Linked DNA regions of Homo sapiens: region 1 is linked to region 2. The links are chromatin loops, found by intact Hi-C in ENCODE. Cell type or tissue: ascending aorta. All regions are shown on one strand. Each heading gives the region's core, and the rest is flanking DNA. Links, peaks and the distances in the headings are about the cores only.

Evidence for each region. A loop is a pair of places that touch in the nucleus more often than their neighbours do. Peaks named below come from ENCODE experiments on the same cell type or tissue, not always from the same donor. Only the 100,000 strongest peaks of a DNase experiment are listed, where the experiment ranks them.
Region 1: a loop joins it to region 2, with 2.4 times the contacts of the local background. A loop is called at or near these places in 2 of 110 quality-filtered maps.

What each region holds. Positions count from the first base shown.
Region 1 is chr1:12,491,088-12,500,703 of GRCh38, reverse strand. It overlaps VPS13D (vacuolar protein sorting 13 homolog D), which reads right to left. Exons shown (of 70, transcript NM_015378.4): 68 at 3,073-3,204. Among named protein-coding and RNA genes, the nearest start is that of SNORA59A, 11 kb to the left of the region's middle. RefSeq lists an enhancer at 3,243-3,743. In ascending aorta, for the core only: no CTCF peak of the experiment used is centred there; a DNase peak (open chromatin) is centred at 3,983; H3K27ac peaks cover 6,101 bases.
Region 2 is chr1:12,309,938-12,319,553 of GRCh38, reverse strand. VPS13D (vacuolar protein sorting 13 homolog D) reads right to left here. Exons shown (of 70, transcript NM_015378.4): 28 at 7,929-8,100; 29 at 7,629-7,741; 30 at 5,227-5,439; 31 at 1,217-1,482; 32 at 1-57. Among named protein-coding and RNA genes, the nearest start is that of VPS13D, 85 kb to the right of the region's middle. In ascending aorta, for the core only: a CTCF peak has its summit at 5,055; a DNase peak (open chromatin) is centred at 2,903; H3K27ac peaks cover 4,437 bases.

The DNA.
Region 1 (9,616 bases), core at 632-8,631, 180 kb before region 2:
CTGGTGGATGCATAGGGTACTTTTATTTTTTATACTTTTCTGTATTTAAAAAATCCCATAAATGTTACTTTCTAAAACTATATTTTAAAAGTACAATTTAAATTGTCTTAATTCCAGAAAGCAGTACATTAGAGCAGCTTCGTAGGTCATGTGGGTTGCTCATGAGCATTTTTTAAAAGGCAGGAGCCACCCTACTGCTCACCAGCCTGGTGTGCACCGTTATAGGTGATGCAGTATTAGAAATAAAATAGGTACCTTAAAAAAAAGAAAATGAGTTTCTGGCTACAAATGAGACATGAGTTAGAAAGAAAAATTAATTTCACCATATAGGACAAATTTTACTTTAACATCATCTTAATCCAGATCCTGTTTCAAAACCAAAACTGAGAAAGATGGGAAGCAATGACAATTGTGCAACTTATCAGAGGAATATATGATTAATTTGAAAGTGAAGACTTTTCAGCTGGCCAGACCAGAAATCATACGTTGGTAACTATCTTTTTAATATTAATTAATTAAATAGAATGACAAAATTAAATGCAACTCGATCTGGGAGAATAAAGTTGAAGTCACCAAGGCACTGGGGACTTCGTGGGGTTTTCACTCCATCGGGAAATAATTACACAATATTTTCCAGAAGTGAAACAGTGAGCCTAACTGGAAAAAAATGTGGAAACATTTAGTCAGAACAGTAGAGCAAGGTATTAAAGATCCTTTAAAGGGGTTAACTCTGAAGGGAAATACGCAAATAATTAGGTCTTTAAACATGTTTTTAATTACAAATCTAGGATAAAAGTCAGAGGTATAATTTGGCGCTCGTGGGCTTTTCCTGAAAACTCCTTTCTTGCAGAGTGATGAGTGTAATGTTCACTCCACCGCGAAGACCCAGGCTGACAACTGAGGACACTTCAGAGGAACATGCGACACACTCCCTGATGGCTTCTTCCTTGTACACTTGGGAAGGCCGTGGTCACGTGCCTCCTTCAGCATTCATTGGCAAGATTTAACCCACAACTTGGGTGGAGACACATGGTTTTCATCTTTAAAGTCAAAATTCATTCATGCCAATATCTCTTCCTAGTTCATATGAATTTCATGAGTTTCATGAAAGCTATTTTACTGATTTCATTTCGATTCCAGTTTTTAGCTCTCTCTGGCTCTGTTTTTCAATGTGTGTATCTCACTGGGAGCAGTCCTATGTTGGCTGTACCACGCAATTTCTTCTATTGCAAACAAATTTCACAGTGACCAGAGATAGTTCGACTTGAATAGAGGTGAGTTGGGGAGGAAAGTGAAAAGAAAACATGCAATAATTTATAATCTCATTTAGCCTGTGACTAAAAAACCCCCAAATGAATGGAAAATGGACGCATGTGAACACAAATGCTGAACTGCAGCTATCTGGCTATATGTACTGGGTACCTATTAGATGCCAGGCACTGTTCTATGTGCTGAGGATTCTTTCCTGAATGGAACAGGCAAAAATCCCAGCCTCACAGGGCTGCCATTGTAGTAGACTCTGCACCACATCCTGCCAGACCTGAGAAATTTGGATGGGGGGTCTCTAGACCCCCCATCCAAAGGCTAAAAGTTCCATCTACAAAGCAATATCAAGAGCAGTCATGGTACCAAATCCCTGCCCCAAGGAATGAACTGGAGCAGTTCTGGAGTGAACTGATGGGCACTCTGGGCACTGGACTGAAACGGCAGAACCTATTAGCAACACCTGCTGTGGACAGAGTTACCCCCTCCCCGCCAATTCATATGTGGAAGCCCTAACCCCAATGTGACCATTTGGAGTAAGAAAGTAATTACAGTTAAATTAAGTCATAAGGTTGGGGCCCTGAGCTGATAGGATTAGTACCCTTATAAGAGACACCAGAGAGCTCCCCCTCTCTCTCTGCAATGTGGGGACACAGTGAGAAGAGGGCTATCTGCAAGCCAGGAAGAGAACCCCCAGCAGCAGCAGAATCAGAAGATGCCTTGATCCTGGACCTCTCAGCCTTTAGAACTGTGAGAAGACAAATTTCTGTTGCTTAAGCTGCCCAGCCTATCATATTTTATAATGGCAACCCAAGTAGACGAAACAAGAAAGTACAACTCCATCTTCAAGAGACCTTCTAATAACACCACAGGGGTCACACAAGGCACATGTAGGAAGATGCCATTCTATCCGGCAAGCAACAAATACCTTCTGGAGTTGGCTTTTGATATCCCCATTCAAATACTACCATGAAACTATGAGATGAGATCTACTTAACACTGTCCCTAACAATGACTCTGAAGACTATCCTGACAGTTGACGTCTATTTCAGACATTCCTCCACCCACCGAAAAACACCCACAGCACTCAGAATCCCCCACGCTCGCTTTACCTTAAAGGAGATGGCAAATAAGCATCAGAAGAAATTAATCTAGTATTTTGCTACTCCCAGACACAACTAACTGCTTTCTGTGGGCTGGTGGTTCTAACACCTATTCAGGTTATAGAGCACTTTCATGCTACAAGGATCTCTGCAAAATATCCTAAAATAGTGAAATACTTAACTCTACCGTGTCAACTAGGAATAATATCACTAACTGAAGATATGACAAGGTATATAAGGCTCCATATTTAAAGAGTAACGAAGCAATCTTACGAAAAATACATTTCCAAAATGTCCAACTATTAGTTGTTTGCTATTTGTTTTTCTGTTTTGTTTTGCTAGCATTCTGCGGCAAAAATGGGATATCAAACTTTAAGAAATTTTTACAGGAGAAAAACCTTAAAATTGAGAACATTTTATTCATGATCTTCTCTCTTTGAACTAACTAGAAAGAGACTGTCATTTTCTAGAAACAAAACACTAAGGCCAGGCTATGGCACACAGTTGAGAACCACTGCTTTGAGTAAAAGGCTGTTTAGCATCAGTTATATCTAAATCTAAAAAACATTTGGGGCAAGGAATTCTTTGACCAGATCTAAGGTCCAAGAGTCATGAAAATAACTCAGATCAGATGGAGACTTCTCAGGATCAAAAGAAGAGGCAACTCAGTAGACCCACAGGGCTGGTTTCCCATGCTCTAACTTACAATTCGTCCTGTATGTTGTCTGTGAGTTTGAAGAGCTGCTCCTGTCCTTCCGCCTGGCTCTCAGAATATCGGGGAAGCAGCCCCTGGGGCCCCGTGCAGCAACGCGGTTTCCGAACCCTCTGTGCTTGAGTCCTAGATGGGTAAATGGACATAAAGCCAAGAGGTTAAGTGTGCAGGTTAAAATGATTTTCCTTTCTCACTAAGACAAAAGCACTCTGTAATACGAGACATACTTTACATTTAGTGAACAGAATTAACCTACAGTACTGCCTGTGAATACACCATGAAATAGCGGTTAAAGACCCTCATTTGACTTTGAATCCTGCCTCTACCATTTTCTGGCCATGTGATCATGGATAAGTTGGTTACCTTCCTTAACCCTCAGTTTCCGTTTTCTCTCTGAAACAGGACGATGACACCTACCTTAGAGGACTGCTGTGAAGACCAAATAAAACAGTGCCCGCCAAGCCTGCTCCTGGCGGATGGTGAGCTGCCCACCAGCGGCGGCTCTCGTTCCTGCGGTTATTACTATAATAGATCCCCCTGGGCCGCACCCTCTTTTTTAGGCCTCTCTTCAGGAGAGCCATCTTTGGATTTGTGATGGGTCTGGAAGAAAATCCTGGGCACTTAGTAAGAACACACCAACCCTTGAGACTTCTTCTAAGATGAGGTCAGTTCCTTGGGCAAAGGGTGAGGGACGTGGTAATCATGCGAGGGGAAGAATGCCCCCTGGACCTGGACCTGGACCTGGACCTGGACCTGGACCTGGACCTGGCCCAGGCCACAGGCTGGGATTCTGCAGAGGCTCTAACTCGGGCCACTCAGCTGTCGGCGGCCCGGAGGAATCTGCTTTGTTATGGCTTTCAGGGTAGGCTGATGTTGTCTTTTTCCACACAGCATATACAGGGTAATTGGTAAGTACTTTCTGGTGTTTTCCTAGAAACAGGAGTGCACATTTGTCTTGGAAAGGCTGTGCATATTTCAGATGACTGATAAGAGTGCACTGGGTCTGTCCTCGGCCTTGTACTTGCTGTACTTATTATTTGTTCCTGGAGCTCACTGAAGCAAAACACTCCTCTCTAGACAGATCTAAAAGAGAGGAGAAGCCTTACACATCGAATCAGCACTTCAGAAACAGGAACTAACAGTAAGCAGCATAGAGATTTACTTACAAGGGCAGAAAGTGCCCTGGTGGGCAAGTCAGGTTGGAAATATGGACAGAAACAACCCCAGAAAATTGTCACAGGCCATGCAATGGGCCATGCACAGCTGGGATAACTGAAAAGTGCTCCCAAAGCCAGGTCAGCACTCAGTTCATCAGGCTGTGACATCTGAAGGACAGCCCCATACCTTGGTGAGGTTTAATGTGTGCTGGAAAGACAAAAATCCAGCAATAATTTTACAAAAGTTCAGTTATAAGGACGTCTTCAGTACTATTAATTGTACTCTCTAAGGGTATTACAGAGACTTTATAGAAGTTTCAATGATCTGCACTAAGGGAAAGAGTAAAAAACCCATTGTGTTTATATCACACACTCACATACCCCGCCAGTCTCAATTTTTCCTTCAAGACGCAGGCTTACAGTTGGCTACTCAGAGCCCAAATATCGATCGAAAGTGGGGAGGGCGGTAGAGGGGCCGCTGCTAACCCATCAGGAGAGAAGCTGGACGACTGCTGCCGAGAGGATGCTGGTAACCTCTGCAGGCAGCGGGGTTGGGGGAAGGAGCTTGGCGTGCCTCTCCACGTAGCAGAGCTCTGTTCTTATCTCCTTGCCTAGCAAAGCACTTGCTGTCATTCCAATAACTGCCTACACAGGCTAATAAAGTATCCTTTCCCCAGGGCAGTCCTGCTGACCTCTCTGTCAGGCTACATGGTAGAAGCCCAAAGGCTCTCCAAGAGGAATATGGCAGGGTCTGCTTCCTCATCACTTTCAACGTAAGGTTTGATTCAGACTCGTCTCAACATATCTTCCCCAATCAACTGGGAGGCCTGCAGGCTCAAATTCAATATATATCCCAAATCTGACTATTTCTCCATCTCGATCATAACTAACAAAGGATCCCTGGATTTGTAATATATTATTACAGTAGTCTCATAATTTGTTCTCTTTCCTTCCATCCTTGTCCACTCTCCTCATGGCAATGAGAATGGCCCTTTCAAAAGATGTTACATCGGCCGGGCGCAGTGGCTCACGCCTGTAATCCCAGCACTTTGGGAGGCCGAGGCGGATGGATCACAGGGTCAGGAGATCAAGATCATCCTGGCTAACACGGTGAAACTAAAAATACTACTAAAAATACAAAAAATTAGCTGGGGTGGGCGGGGGAGTGGCGGGCGCCTGTAGTCCCAGCTATTCAGGAGGCTGAGGCAGGAGAATGGCATGAACCTGGGAGGCGGAGCTTGCAGTGAGCCGAGATCCTGCCACTGCACTCCAGCCTGGGCGACAGAGCAAGACTCTGTCTCAAAAAAAAAAAAAAAAAAGGTAAGTTACATCAAGTCAGTCATCTGCTCAAAGCACATTTGCTTTCCATCCCAGGTGGATAAACATGTTATTTACTGCTTGGCTCCCATGTGGACTGGAAGCTCCAGGAGAGGGGGAATTTGTTTCATTCACTGCATTCCTGGGATGGAGAACAGTGTCTGGTTTATGGTAGAGCAGCAGTCAGGATAAGCCGAATAAACGAGTGAGTGCCTGGTGGCTGGCAGACGGTATAAGGGCCATTAATTGAGCTAAACAGGAAGGCCAGTATGCAAGCTTTGGTGGAGAGTTTGAAGACTAAGGATTTTGAGCCCTGAAAGCAAAATCAACATTGAGGCAAAATATGAAGCAGCTAGAACCCCATCTTCCTGACAGAAAGGACAAGGCTGTCTCTGTCTGCCCCACTGATCAAAACACAGAAAGGGACATGACGGCAGTGTCCTGAAGCGGACACTGATGACAGGCCTTTCCCTTACATGAAGCAGGATTTTCATTAGTACTCAAAGCTGAGGGAAAACATGCTACCAGGCAGGAGAAAACTTGCTGAAGTCCTAAATGCCTCTGGTGGATCCGAGGAAGCCAGAGAAGCCAACGAAAGATGGCTTGTTTCTGGACCCGAGCTCTTAAAAATTTAATCTCATGACAGCTCCAGAATAGTTGAGAATGGGAGTAAAGGGCTCACCTTGTTGATCTTCTCACACGATCAAACAGCTTTCTAGTGTAAACAGTTATTTCCTGACTCAGTGGACTCCCTCAGAGCCTTACCCAGGTTTCAGTGATCCAACCTCACCCCCACTCCCAATACATTATTTTTTAACCTGTAAACTGCAAACCCACCAAAACATCAGAGAATACAAAAGCAGAGTGGCTCCCCTGAGGATACACACTGACTATCATTATGTTTCTTTTCTTGACTGTCTTCACAACAGGCCACAAACTATCTTCCCATTTCCAGGGTTCTTGACTTTTGATCAAATAATATCAAGGGCAAGGTTGGATTCAGTGCTCAACACTGCTGACTAGGGGAGCTCACTGTGGCATTCAAGGCTAATTTTTCACATCAACATGGAAGAAAAGACAGATGAGTTCAATTTTACCCTAAAAGGAAACATCTTCTGTTACAGTCTTATGAATACAAGGACTTCCAGAAGGCATACTCTTCCTAGAAGCAGAAAGCTGGATTAAAGGAATTTTCCCCCCACTCCTGTATCACCTCATCAATGTCAGTGCCTGAAAAACTCTTCTTTCTTCTCTAAAACTCAACTAAAAATTTACCTTCTCAGGTCCAAGTTGGTAGGCTGTGGGTAGGGGGAGAGTATTTGAAGTCACTGCATATGAACAAATTTAGTTCCAATCTTAAAGAATTACTAAAATAATGTAAAAAGCTAACAGTAAGCTAGTGTTTTCAAACCTCGTAAGCCAGCAAAAAGTTTAAAGTGAAGTTCTTCAGCCCAGGCCACTGTGTGACGACGCTGTTTTCTTCATCTGTTGATGTGACACTGTACGTTCAAGTAGGCCTTTTAAACGAGTATGACCATGTAACAGCAGTCCTACATTTGTTCATGCTCAGTGACAGTGTGTCCATTTTTAAGTGACTTTCCTGTATGTTCCAGTAAGCCTATGAGCACCTGGAGGGAAAGGACTCTAGTCTTTTTTTTTTTTTTTTTTTGAGATGGAGTCTCGCTCTGTCACCCAGGCTGGAGTGCAATGGTGCAATCTTGGCTCACTGCAAGCTCTGCCTCCCAGGTTCATGCCATTCTCCTGCCTCAGCCTCCCGAGTAGCTGGGATTAGAGGCGCCCGCCACCATGCCCAGCTAATTTTTTTATATTTTTATTAGAGACGGGGTTTCACCGTGTTAGCCACGATGGTCTCCTGACCTCGTGATCCACCCGCCTCGGCCTCCCAAAGTGCTGGCATTACAGGCGTGAGCCACCGCACCCGGCCAGTCCTTTTTTTTTTTTTTTTTTAATAACTGGTCTTTAGGACTGGGCTTATTATCCTCAGTTCAAGGCCCACTCTCATCATTGGGCTCTCTTTATTTATTTGAAATAAACATCTGTGAAAGCAAAAAAAAAAAAACTCCATCACTCAATCGTGGACCACAAGTTGGTCTTCTGCCACCCCAAATCCCTGTTCCTCCTTTAACTAAGGCAGCCGCTGTTCTGAATCTTGTGTTTCTCATTCCTGTGCTTTTCTTTTTTATGTAGCCTTACCACATTTCAAAGGATGCTCCAGTACATTCTTGTTATGTTCTTTGGGTTTAGTTTTGGGCTTTTGAAAAAGGATGTCGCTGTCACATTGCTAAGATTCAGGTATTCTTTTGTGTGTAGCCATGATTAATTCACCATGTCTCTGCTTTGTTCATATTCCATTGTATGACTATCCCATGATATATCCATCTTCCTGTTGATGGCACATGGGTTTCTTCCAGGTTCTGCTATTACAAATGATGCTATTATGAACATTCCTGTACGTGTTTCCTGGTGAACTTTGAGAATCTATCTAGGGGGAATTTGCTGGCTCACAAGATATAAACGTTCACTTAACAAGATAATCCAAACTGCGTTCGAAGTGGCTGAACCATTTTTACATTCCTGCCAATGAGGCATTTAAGGGGCCCTAGCGATCTATATCCAACACTTGGTATTGTCTAGGACAGCACTGTCCAATACATAGCTACTGACCACGTGTGGCTACTGAGCATGTGAAATGTGGCCAGTGTAACTAAAGGACTGAATTTTAAATTTAAATTGTATTTTGGATAGCACTGGTCTAGACTCTTGAATCTTTGCTGCTTGAATGGATATTAAATGTCTTCTTATTGTTTTTTCATTCCCATCTTCTCCTTTCAGCCTATAGCCTACAGCATAGTGGTACCCAATAAATACATAAATTAATAAATTTAAAAAAGTGGAGTAGCTGCAGATCCTGCCATTGGTGCTACAGCAGCAGATCAACGTCTAAACGACTCAGGCCCACCACTGTTAGGCCTGCGGCCTCCCTGGTGGCTTTGTTCCTTTCCTCTGACCACCTTTGCTGCTACTTGGGCAGGGTCTTGATACAATAATTCTGGGGACAATGGATCACCGAACAAGAGGTGGCCAAAATCCACCCACTCACCTCTCCTTAGTCGACAGCATCTCTTATGAACCAACACTCAACCTAGGAGTCTGTTCAGCGCACATGCAGCAACTCTGCCTCCACAAACCTTTGTTTGGCCAAAGGTCTGCGGTATATTTAATTGCTGCCAGCTGGAGCTTGTCGGCCATGTTAAGCCCTCAGCTGCTGCGGTTTACAAATTTCACAGTGTATAGAAAGAAGCAGTCCTTCCAGTCAACCAGCTAATCCAGAATGTCAGCACCAAACCAACTTGAGCTTTGAACTCTATGAAAATGTCAGGGAGTCTGCTGTACAGCATGGAGGACTCTTCCCCCAGGGAAGGGGCTGTGGATACAGTGGCTGATACACTGCAGATATCCTTCCAGTGAGGGCAATCAATACAGAGTGTGCCTGCATCTGGCCATTGCTATCTGATATACACCGGAGGCCCAAAACCAATGATCAGAGTAGTAACAACTCATGTCTTTTAAAAAAAAAATCAACAGTAAATCCAAACAAGGTGACACAGGGAGATCCAGCCAATTCCACTTGGTTGATCTTGCCTTTCAGCCTGAAAGTCAACATTTAGCCAGGCATTAATTATTCGTAGCTTATACGATGAGTAACTATGTCATAGGTCTGTTAGTTAAGACAGATGCTGTGCACACATACACATACCCCTACACAGCTTAATTTGGTTGAGAAGTCTGTCATGGCCAATGTCTATCAGCCAAGTGATGTTCAAAAACAATCAGTAAGTGAGTAGAAAGTGTATGTCACACATGTGACGTTAGCATCATAGAATGTTTATTCAACTGATGGCTGCCATCTTCCTTAAGGGTTGTGTGATGGGTTGTGCTTGCATTCACTTTATGTATGTGTCCAGGGCTTTTGTTTTAATCAAGTATCTTACTGATATATACTGTGCTCGAGTGTGCACAATTAGACTGAGAACGAAGGTCAA
Region 2 (9,616 bases), core at 737-8,736:
GAATAATGGCATTGGTGTCGAAGCAGGACACATCTTCAATGACCACAAACTCCGTACCTGGAAAGGACAACGTCGTCAATCAAGCCAGAGCTGGGAAGCTGGAAAACACCAGGCTGTTGCAAACAAGGCAGCGAGCGCATTTCCACCAGGCAACAACATGAACCAGTAAGATTTTTCTCCAAAATGTCTGCTGACATTTACTAACAGTGTCATCCTGAACCAATACTCTGCATCTGGCCACATGCAGCTGAACCAACAGAGCTCTGCAGCAGCAGGAAAGACTGGGATGTGATTTCTCTCTTTAGAATATTTCTAAACTAGACAGAGAAACTGCACCCCAGTTCTCCTGGGAGGCCTAGGAGATATTCAGAAGTTCACAAAATCATCCTTTCTCTAAGTGATGACCTGACTGAAAATTCCAGGGAGAAGACTCAGCTACTAATGCTGGTCAGGCACTATGCATCTAAGTAGCTATTTACAAGGTTGTTTACAAAGAACAGACCAATTTAATATCGAGATTTTTGAAATCAGTAAGTTTTCAACTTATGTGTATATATTTAATAGTAAATTCACTCTGCTTTAAACTGTGTTTTTATCAAAAACCATATACAGATCAAGCTTGTAACTGAACTCATGTAAAACGCATTGTGCTAGCCAGCTTCATCAAAATCACTGAGAAGCAGGTACAGGTATCAGAAACATAACAATAAATACACAAATACATACAGATGCACTAGATGAGTTCGCTAGTCAACAAATGCCATAGTAAATTCATCTATACAAAGAAAAATATTCTTTTTGTAATGAAAATAAAAATCTCCTCACTTACTTATCTTCAAAACTGAGGTTTTCACATACGAAACTTGCCTAAACTCCATAAACCACATCTGTTAGGGCCCTAAAGATCAAACGGCAAATTACAGACAGACTGTACACTGGAAAAAAAAAGACCACTGCCCAGGCGGGTGCTCGGGCCAGACACAAGCACTAGGCAGGCAGGGGACAGGGACAAGCGACCCCGCAGTCTTCAGTGGGCCAGACAGCTCCCACCTGAAAATGGAGGCCAAGACCTCTGATGCTTGCAGGTCTGTAAAAGAGGCAAATGTGTAAGTGCTCACGTGAAAAATGGGAGGCAAAAGAGCAATCATCCTGTAAGGCAGATATTGAGCCTAACATCCAAACTAAGCACCAATGAATCACACCCACATATAATCACCTGTTACATTGACCTTGACCTCCAGGTGCCTTTCATTGGACACAGGAAGGGAAGACCGCTTGGTAACTACTCCACTCTTCACAGTTTTGGGAACTATAGCAGATTCGCTGCTAGAGTTACGGTGGCGAGAAGGAGTAACATGATTTTGTTTCTTAATATCACTGGGAGTGTGGAGAAAATCATGGACTAACAGTAGCCAGTCAAATATGAGAAACACACGGAGATTGTTGAGAACTACTGTAAAGCAGGAGGAATCCTTGGTAGATCTATAAAAAGAAGACAGGAGAAAATAAATAGGAAAAAAGAAACATGGTTATTTCAATAACCTGCAAATGTACTGCTCAGTTTTGGCAGGTGGTATTCCGGTATTTTCCAAACTGCCTGCTTTGAGTATCAGTAAACTTTGAACACTGGTTGAATAACACATTCAGTGTATTACTGGTTTAATAACACATTCAGTATAATAAGTTAATCATATTTTTAAACAACAAGGAACATTTTATAAGAAAGCAGCATAGGTAGTATAGCTCAGTGGTTCTCAATCAGATGGTTTTGCTCCCCTGAAGACATTATTTCTTTTCTTTTTTTTTTAAGAGACAGGGTCACACTCTGTTGCCCAGACTGGAATGCAGTGGCACGATCACAGCTCACTGTAACTTCAAACTCCTGGGATCAAGTGATCCTCCCGCCTCAGCCTCCCAAAGTGCTAGGATTACAGATGTGGGCCACTGCACCTGGCCCTTGGAGACATTTTTTATTCACATTTCAATTGCAATTGCAACTAGAGGGGGTTGCTATTGCTATCTAGTATAGGTAGAGGCCAGGGATGCTGTTAACTAACCCACGATGTACAGGACAGCCCCATAATAAGGAATTATCTGACCCAAAACGTTGATAGTGCTAAGGTCAAGAAATTCTGGTATGATAAAGAGCACAGGCTTTGAAGTCAGAGACGCAGACTTAAATACTGCCATTTACGAGCTGTGTTATCTTACGAAAGCCACCTACCTTCTCTCAGCCTGTTTCCCTACTTATAAAATGAAGAATATTAATATGATAAGAAATAAAGCACCAGGCACAAAGCAGTCATTTGATAAATGTCACTTTCTTTCCCTATGGGCTATTTCAAGAAGATCAATGAGGCACTCCTTCTTTGACGTCTAGGATCATTTCTTTATAAATAATACCAAGTTTACACACACTAGTACTAGATTGTTTCTCTAATTGAAACTGACCTGACAGCCCAGATCTTTTGGCCCGAGGAGAACAAGTAAGATGACATTTACCAGGGATAAATGTCCCCTAAGTAACCTAGAGGTAGAGTTGGGGTGGGGGTGGGGGGACAAGTTGCCATTGCTCCGAAGTCTACATTTGACGTGAAAACCCAGCGAGGACTCTCAGGCCTGACTTCAAACCATGATGCAGTCAGGGGCTTCATCCAGGCCCTATTAGTACATCAGCAGGCCCAGCCTACTAATGGATAAGGCCTCAGATGAGTAGGACAAGAGAAACAGGGGCTGGAGCACTTGAATGCGGTTTTCTGGGTTGAACTTGGTTCCGTAAGCCCAAAAGCGACTCTGGGGTTGTAGCTACTACATGTACCTGGTTCCCTGACATAAAAGGTATTCCTATGTGGGAAAAGCTAACTTGGAAATATTTCTGAGGCTGGTTTCTCTGCTCCTCATTTCCCCTAAACCTGGCTCACTGCCTCTAGTAAAAGGGCAGCATGATGCATGGCTCCTTCTTACAGACACAGCATTTTTCACAGAAACACTCTACTCTTGTGTAATGGAGAAAAAATGTTGCCCTCAGTAAAATTTTTCCACCCCATTTTGAACATAGATTGTCAGAGTTCTGTATTTAACTGGAAAGTCACAGTGTGTTGGATCCCTTTTCTGGAAAATATTTCAAGCCTTTAAACACTGTGAAGTGATTTATATTTGACACACAAGATCCCAACAGAAGAGTAATTCTTCTTCAGACACGAAAGGCGTTCAAAAATTCCCATCTAAAGAACATTTCACTCCTCTTGCTAACAATAGTATTTCTGTTAGCAAGAGCCAAGGTAAGGCTTTATTATTTGACTCCAATTATACACCTATAATACACAAATATTTCCAGGCTCCCTGTATATTAAAAATATGATAAGAAGGAGACAACTACCTGACAGTCTAAGAAGCCAGATCAATAATAATAAAGTAAACTCAAAAAGAAATGTTTCTCGGCCGGGCACGGTGGCTCACACCTGTAATCCCAGCACTTTGGGAGGCTGAGGCGGGCAGATCACAAGGTCAGGAGTTTGAGACCAGCCTGGCCAATATGGTGAAACCCCGTTTCTACTAAAAATACAAAAATTAGCCAGCCATGGTGGCAGGAGCCTGTAGTCCCAGCTACTCAGGAGGCTGAGACAGGAGAATCACTTGAACCCGGGAGGCGGAGGTTGCAGTGAGCTGAGATCGTGCCACTGCACTCCAGCCTAGGCGACAGAGTGAGACTACGTCTCAAAAAAAAAAAAGAAATGTTTCTCCAGATGGAACAAACAGATGCCAGCCTCTTGTTCAAAGGAAACATCTTCAACCAAATGAACTGCAAAATGGGGCCATCTTATCACATGACTGCAATCAGCCCAATGACGAGACACCTGATAGGTCCAAAGACTGTTGGAAACATCATGGGCTTTAACATCACATACCCAGGTTTGAGCTCTGATTTCTTGACCTACGAGCTGTGTGACCTTAGAAGAGTGAACTAACCCTTATCCAAGTTTCTAACTTGGAAACTGCAAAATGAGGAAGAAGTCATCCCCTCTGCAGACTTGTCAGGATTATACTGAGCGTAGCTAAAGTGCCTGGCTCATGGCAGGGCCCAATAAGAGGCAATTAGGATTCCTACTCCTGAACTTTTAAAGTTCATAAAAAAATGTAAATGTCTACTCTGCTAGATTTCCTAAAGGCATATGAAGAAATCATGACCTCTCTCGAAAAACAAAACAAAACCTAAACCCTGGGGAATTCTGAACAGCACATTGAAATGTCAGGCATACAGAAACATGTAAGAATAATCCTGATGACTTTTTGTTCTGTTTTTTGCTTAAACACAAAGTTTTTCACAATCTTTTTACTTAGTGGTTTATACTTACAACATGTCTGATGACATGAAGCACTAACAGAAGGGAGGGTCTCCTTTTTGGGTTTTCACTGAAAGACTTCTTTAGACCAGGCCTAATTTTTCAGTTTTAAGGTCTATGTTCAGCCATAACATCAGCAAATGGTATATCATAAAACAACATGTTATATCAGCATAACAATGACAGCTGCCAACTGTGCCAAGCAATATGCCAGAATTACTTTAATTATTACCTCTACCCCATGAGGTGGGTATAGGTAATTTTCTATTTTATATAAGAGGAAGTTGAGGCTCAAAGGGGCTAAACAACTTGTCTAAGGACACATAGCTAGATAATAGGAGAGCAAGGTTTTCAGCCCAGATCTGTCTGATTCCAAAATATATGTTCTTTCTATATAGAACACTGCCTCCCATAATACCAGAAAGAAAAATATAACCTAATTCAAAAAGGTAAAAACTATGTATACATGGATAATGAGTCAGTAAGACTTGAATGGGTAATTCAAGTCAAACCCACCTTCCCTTCCATTATTTGTAAAGACCAAAAGTCTTTTTACTTTTTTCCTTAAACCAGCATAATTTCTTCCTTCTCCAAGCCACTTTACAAATTAAAACAGTCTACAGCTTACAAGGAGATTGATTTTAAGGCTCAATTCTTAACTACTTTATTTTTAAAGGCAACAGAGACATCTTTTGGCCAATAAATGAAACTGCAAGATTATAGGAATAATGCATTAATATACAGTACACTGCACTGATTAAGCCATTATCTATTTATCTGTCTAGTGATTCCTTGGTTTTTTGATGTTCTAAAGCCAACAAAGACGTGACCCAAAAGGGAATGTCTCCACAAAGAAAGGCAGAGAAGGGTCTGGACCTGCTACCTGAAATGTAGTTCAATCTGAATGGACCCTTGGGTGGTGCTGCTGTTCTTAGCGGGCTGAAAGATACAGCTGAACACATTCGTCATGCCAGGGCTGGTCTTCTGCCCAGCATAACGGGTGTCAAAAGCCATCATGGAATGGGAAACCAAGTTAATGGACTTGGTTTGGTTGGAAAAACTTTCATAGAGCAGTTTGCATTTCTTGAAGTCAAATCTAAAAGAGAGAAAAGAAAGCAAGCAAGATGTGAAACACAACTCTTCCATTTTACAAAAGTATATAAGTTCGAGATAACGAGCAAAATCAAAAATATATCTAAGTCCCATAAGGAGAATAACTTTCATTCTGAGTTTTCTTGTTGATTCTGTTAATAGACTCCTCAAAATGGAGTTAGTGTCACTGTGCCTTGGATCTTACTTTTCCAGTTCCAAAGAGATGATCTTGTTCATAGGAACGGCATGAGAAGTAACAATACCACATGTTTAACATATTCTGAATCCGTTATCATTCCCATGACCCATCAGAAGTCTAAGAAGGCTGTATATCCCCAAAGGATGTCAAGGGTCCCTCTGGGCCTTCATCTGTCAGCTTCTAGCTTGCCTGGATGTTTCACTCTCCAGGGTCTGTCCAACTGTTTATGTGAAACTGCTGTAGTGTACTGGGAACAAATAATACTCTTCACATGGAGAATAATTCAACTAATCTACCAACAGGAAATGCATTTGGAACCATCGTTTTTTCATAACCGAGAAAGCTGCAATGAGGAATTCATAATTACTCGGTACCATTATGACAATACATACAGAATTATTCCATATTGAGAAAAACTAAGGGCACAGCCAATCATCACAGAAAATCGCTGGGTGACGTGGCTCATGCCTGTAGTCCCAGCTACTCGGTGGGGCTGAGGTGGGAGGATCACTTGAGCCAGGGATGTGGAGGTTGCAGTGAGCCGAGATGGCACCACTGCAGTCCCGCCTGGGCAACAGAGAGAGATTCTGTCTTAAAAAAAAAAAAAAAAAAAAAAAAAAGGAAAGAATAAAATTGCTAGCTCACAAGACCACCAATGTGGGACCACAGTTTCAGTATGCAACGCTCTCACCAGCTGAGTTAGGTACAGACCGTGGCGGACTTTCAACAGAAAGACTAACTAGAAGACAGAGTGCTTCAGCAGGGAATCACTGGCCTTGAAGTCCTGTTTTCAAATGCCAAACCACTTTCCCAGTCATACGACCTTAAGCTAGTCAGAAACTCTATCTGGAAAAGAGTGATGTACGCCCAGCTTACAGGACTGATAAGAGATCAACATGAAAAGGTTATTAAGTGTGAAATGCACTTTTTAAAGTTCCACACCAGTAATCACGAATTCATACATTTACACTGACTAAGGAAGTGACAGAAATAAGCGAAGGACTAGGTAAGCATATGCCCCATTTCAAGGGAGCAATTGCTACTCCGCTTCCAGATGCTTCCAAGTGAGAACATGGACCTAGTATTGCCAAAGCTTCCAGTTTTTCAAAAGAAGCTAAATACAAACCTTTTATATAAAATCCTGCAACTTTTTGGGGCGGGAGGGACCAGGTTTCAGCTGTCACCTAGGCTGGAGTGCAGTGGTGTGATCATGGCTCACTGCAGCCTCAATCTCCTGGTTCAAGTGATTCTCTCACCTTAACGCCTTGAGTAGCTGGGACTACAGGCATGCACCACCATGCGCAGCTAGTTTTTTAATTTTTTGTAGAGACAGGGTCTCTCACTATGTTGCCCAGGCCAGTCTGGAATTCCTGGCCTCAAGCAATCCTCCTTCCTTGGCTTCCTAAAGTGCTGGGACTACAGGCCTGAGCCACTGCGCCTAGCCCCTAACTTTGAAAATGTTGGCCAGCAAGGCATCAATGCTGCACATCAAGTGGTTCTGCATCTCCCACCCCGTAACTACTCAGACACACAGCAAGACAGGACTTTCTGACTCCATCACCCTGTGTGGGACCATATTTTAGTTCCACAAAGTCTGCCAGAGCATTTAGTTGCCATTCAACACCATTCAGAGCTCATTTTTCCCGCTGGCACATCAAAACACTAGCTGCTCTGTCACCCTAAGCGACTACAACAAGCAGAGCAGCCCAGACCCACAATGGTCACAGAGTATGAGGGAGAAAAAGATCTTCACTGTTTTAAGTCACTGATACTTTGGGGTTGTCTGTTACTACAGCATAACCTAACCTATGTTGACTGATAGAGCATGAATCTAAACTTTTCAAAAGCACTGTGTAGATCAACCAAAAGACACTCTGCAGACAACATTCCATCTGTGGGCCACCACTCTGCAACCTCTGCTCTGTGTCAATGCAAAACATGTGTATTATTTGGATACTGTTACTAACAGTATAATAATATAATCAAAGGCATACCTGGCTAGGGACCCAGCACCTTCTTTTCTTTTTGGATCTTTAAGCTCCAGACTTACATTCACCATATCAATGAGGAAGCACATACAGGTGTACACTTCTCCACTCAGGACAGTCTACAAAAGGAAAATGCTCGTCAATCCACAGCTGATGATGCCATCCTAAAAACAGGCTCATACGCCAAGAAATCTAATTTGCTTGTTGCTCCACCTTCTTTCTCCAAGTGAGTTTGAGGAATAGATACACAGGGTGACCGTCAGCTGAGACTATGAGAGTGACAGAAGAACATAAGGTCTCACTCACATGAATTCTTGGATCTTGTAAATCATAAGGCCGCATAAATTCCTCTATGGGTTCTCCCAGGTTGTTCTCTAATAAGCCGCGGATCAGCTTGTATTTATACAGATCCAGAGAGCAGTGGACTGAGGAGAGATTGCCATGGATAGATATGTCTGGCACAGTATGACTTATTTCTCTATGAAAAAGAAAAAAGATCACTTACACAGACAAGTCACTAACTTAACACTGACATAGCTCACGCCCAAACAACGGGGCTAAAATGTACTCACCTACATTATCAAGTAGGTAATTCCTACTTCCAATGACAAAAATTTCATGTAGCTCCAAATGAAGCAAGTTAATATGACTGTCATGCTTCAACTACAAAAAGCCCCTTTTCTCCCAAAATTTACATTTAGAAAATCCTCAAACCAGGCCAGGTGTGGTGGCTCACACCTATAATCCCAGCACTTTGGGAGGCTGAGGTGGGAGGATCACTTGAGCCCAGGAGTTCGAGACCAGCCTGGACAACATAGTGAAACCCCATCTCTACAAAAAATGCAAAAATTAACTGGGCATGGTGGTGTGCACTTGTGGTCCCAGCTACTCAGGAGGCTGAGGTGGGGGTTCACTTGAGCCCAGGAAGTCAAGGGTGCAGTAAGCTGTGATCGTGCCACTGTATTCCAGCCTGTGTGACAGAGTGAGACCCTGTGGGAGGGAGAGAGGGAGAGAGGGAGGGAAGGAGGGAAGGAGGGAAGGAGGGAAGGAGGGAAGGAGGGAAGGAGGGAAGGAAGGAAGGAGGGAAGGAGGGAAGGAAGGAAGGAGGGAAGGAGGGAGGGAGGGAGGGAGGGAGGGAAGGAAGGAAGGAAGGAAGGAAGGAGCAAGAAATGGAGGGAGGGAAATCCTTAAACCTAGTATGAGGTAACTAATCTATTAATAAGGAAAACCTCATGAGACTCACAAAGAGCTTAAATATTACACTTGGGAAAGCAATAAAGAAAAGATGCCAAGATCTTTATTTAACTCTTTGGATTTAGTGGTAACTAAAGGCAAACACCAGTGTTTCATACTGAGCCCAGATGGGACATGAGGATAAACTCTGAATAGGTTCGTCATCTCAGCTGGGATGGACAGAAGTAAAGTTGAAGAGGGGGAGGGGCACACATCTGTACCTCATCTCAATACTAAAAAGCTTTCTCTAACCTCCCATGGGTGAACTGGGCATTGTGAATCCTACAGACACTATGCTCTAAGTATAGAGAGGGCTAGTGTTTGAAATGGCAGAGGTATATAAGAAAAGTTATTTTGTCTGCAGAGAAAAGCCGACATACAACAGAGTTTTAAAAGACAATGATGCAATAACAAAGAAAAACAGAGACGGCTGACCAAGTGCCATCTCGGGTTGCTGTGTGTGCAGTGTGAGACTGACAGGACACCTTGCATTCAGCATCACCTTCTATCAGGCCTAACAGAATACAATTATCTGCACAGAAACACTGATGGGAGTGGGGAAAGTTTAGATAAGCTGAATAGGAAAGCTTTTTTTTTGTTTTTTGGAAAGCATTGCTTGAAAAGAAAACAAAGTGTTCAATTTCTAAATAACGAAGCTCCTCTTAAGACTGCTTAGCCAGTAAAACCAAATATAGCCCATGCCAACCATAACTGAACACCAGCCAGGGAGCACTTGAATAACACGTAAGACTGAAACACAA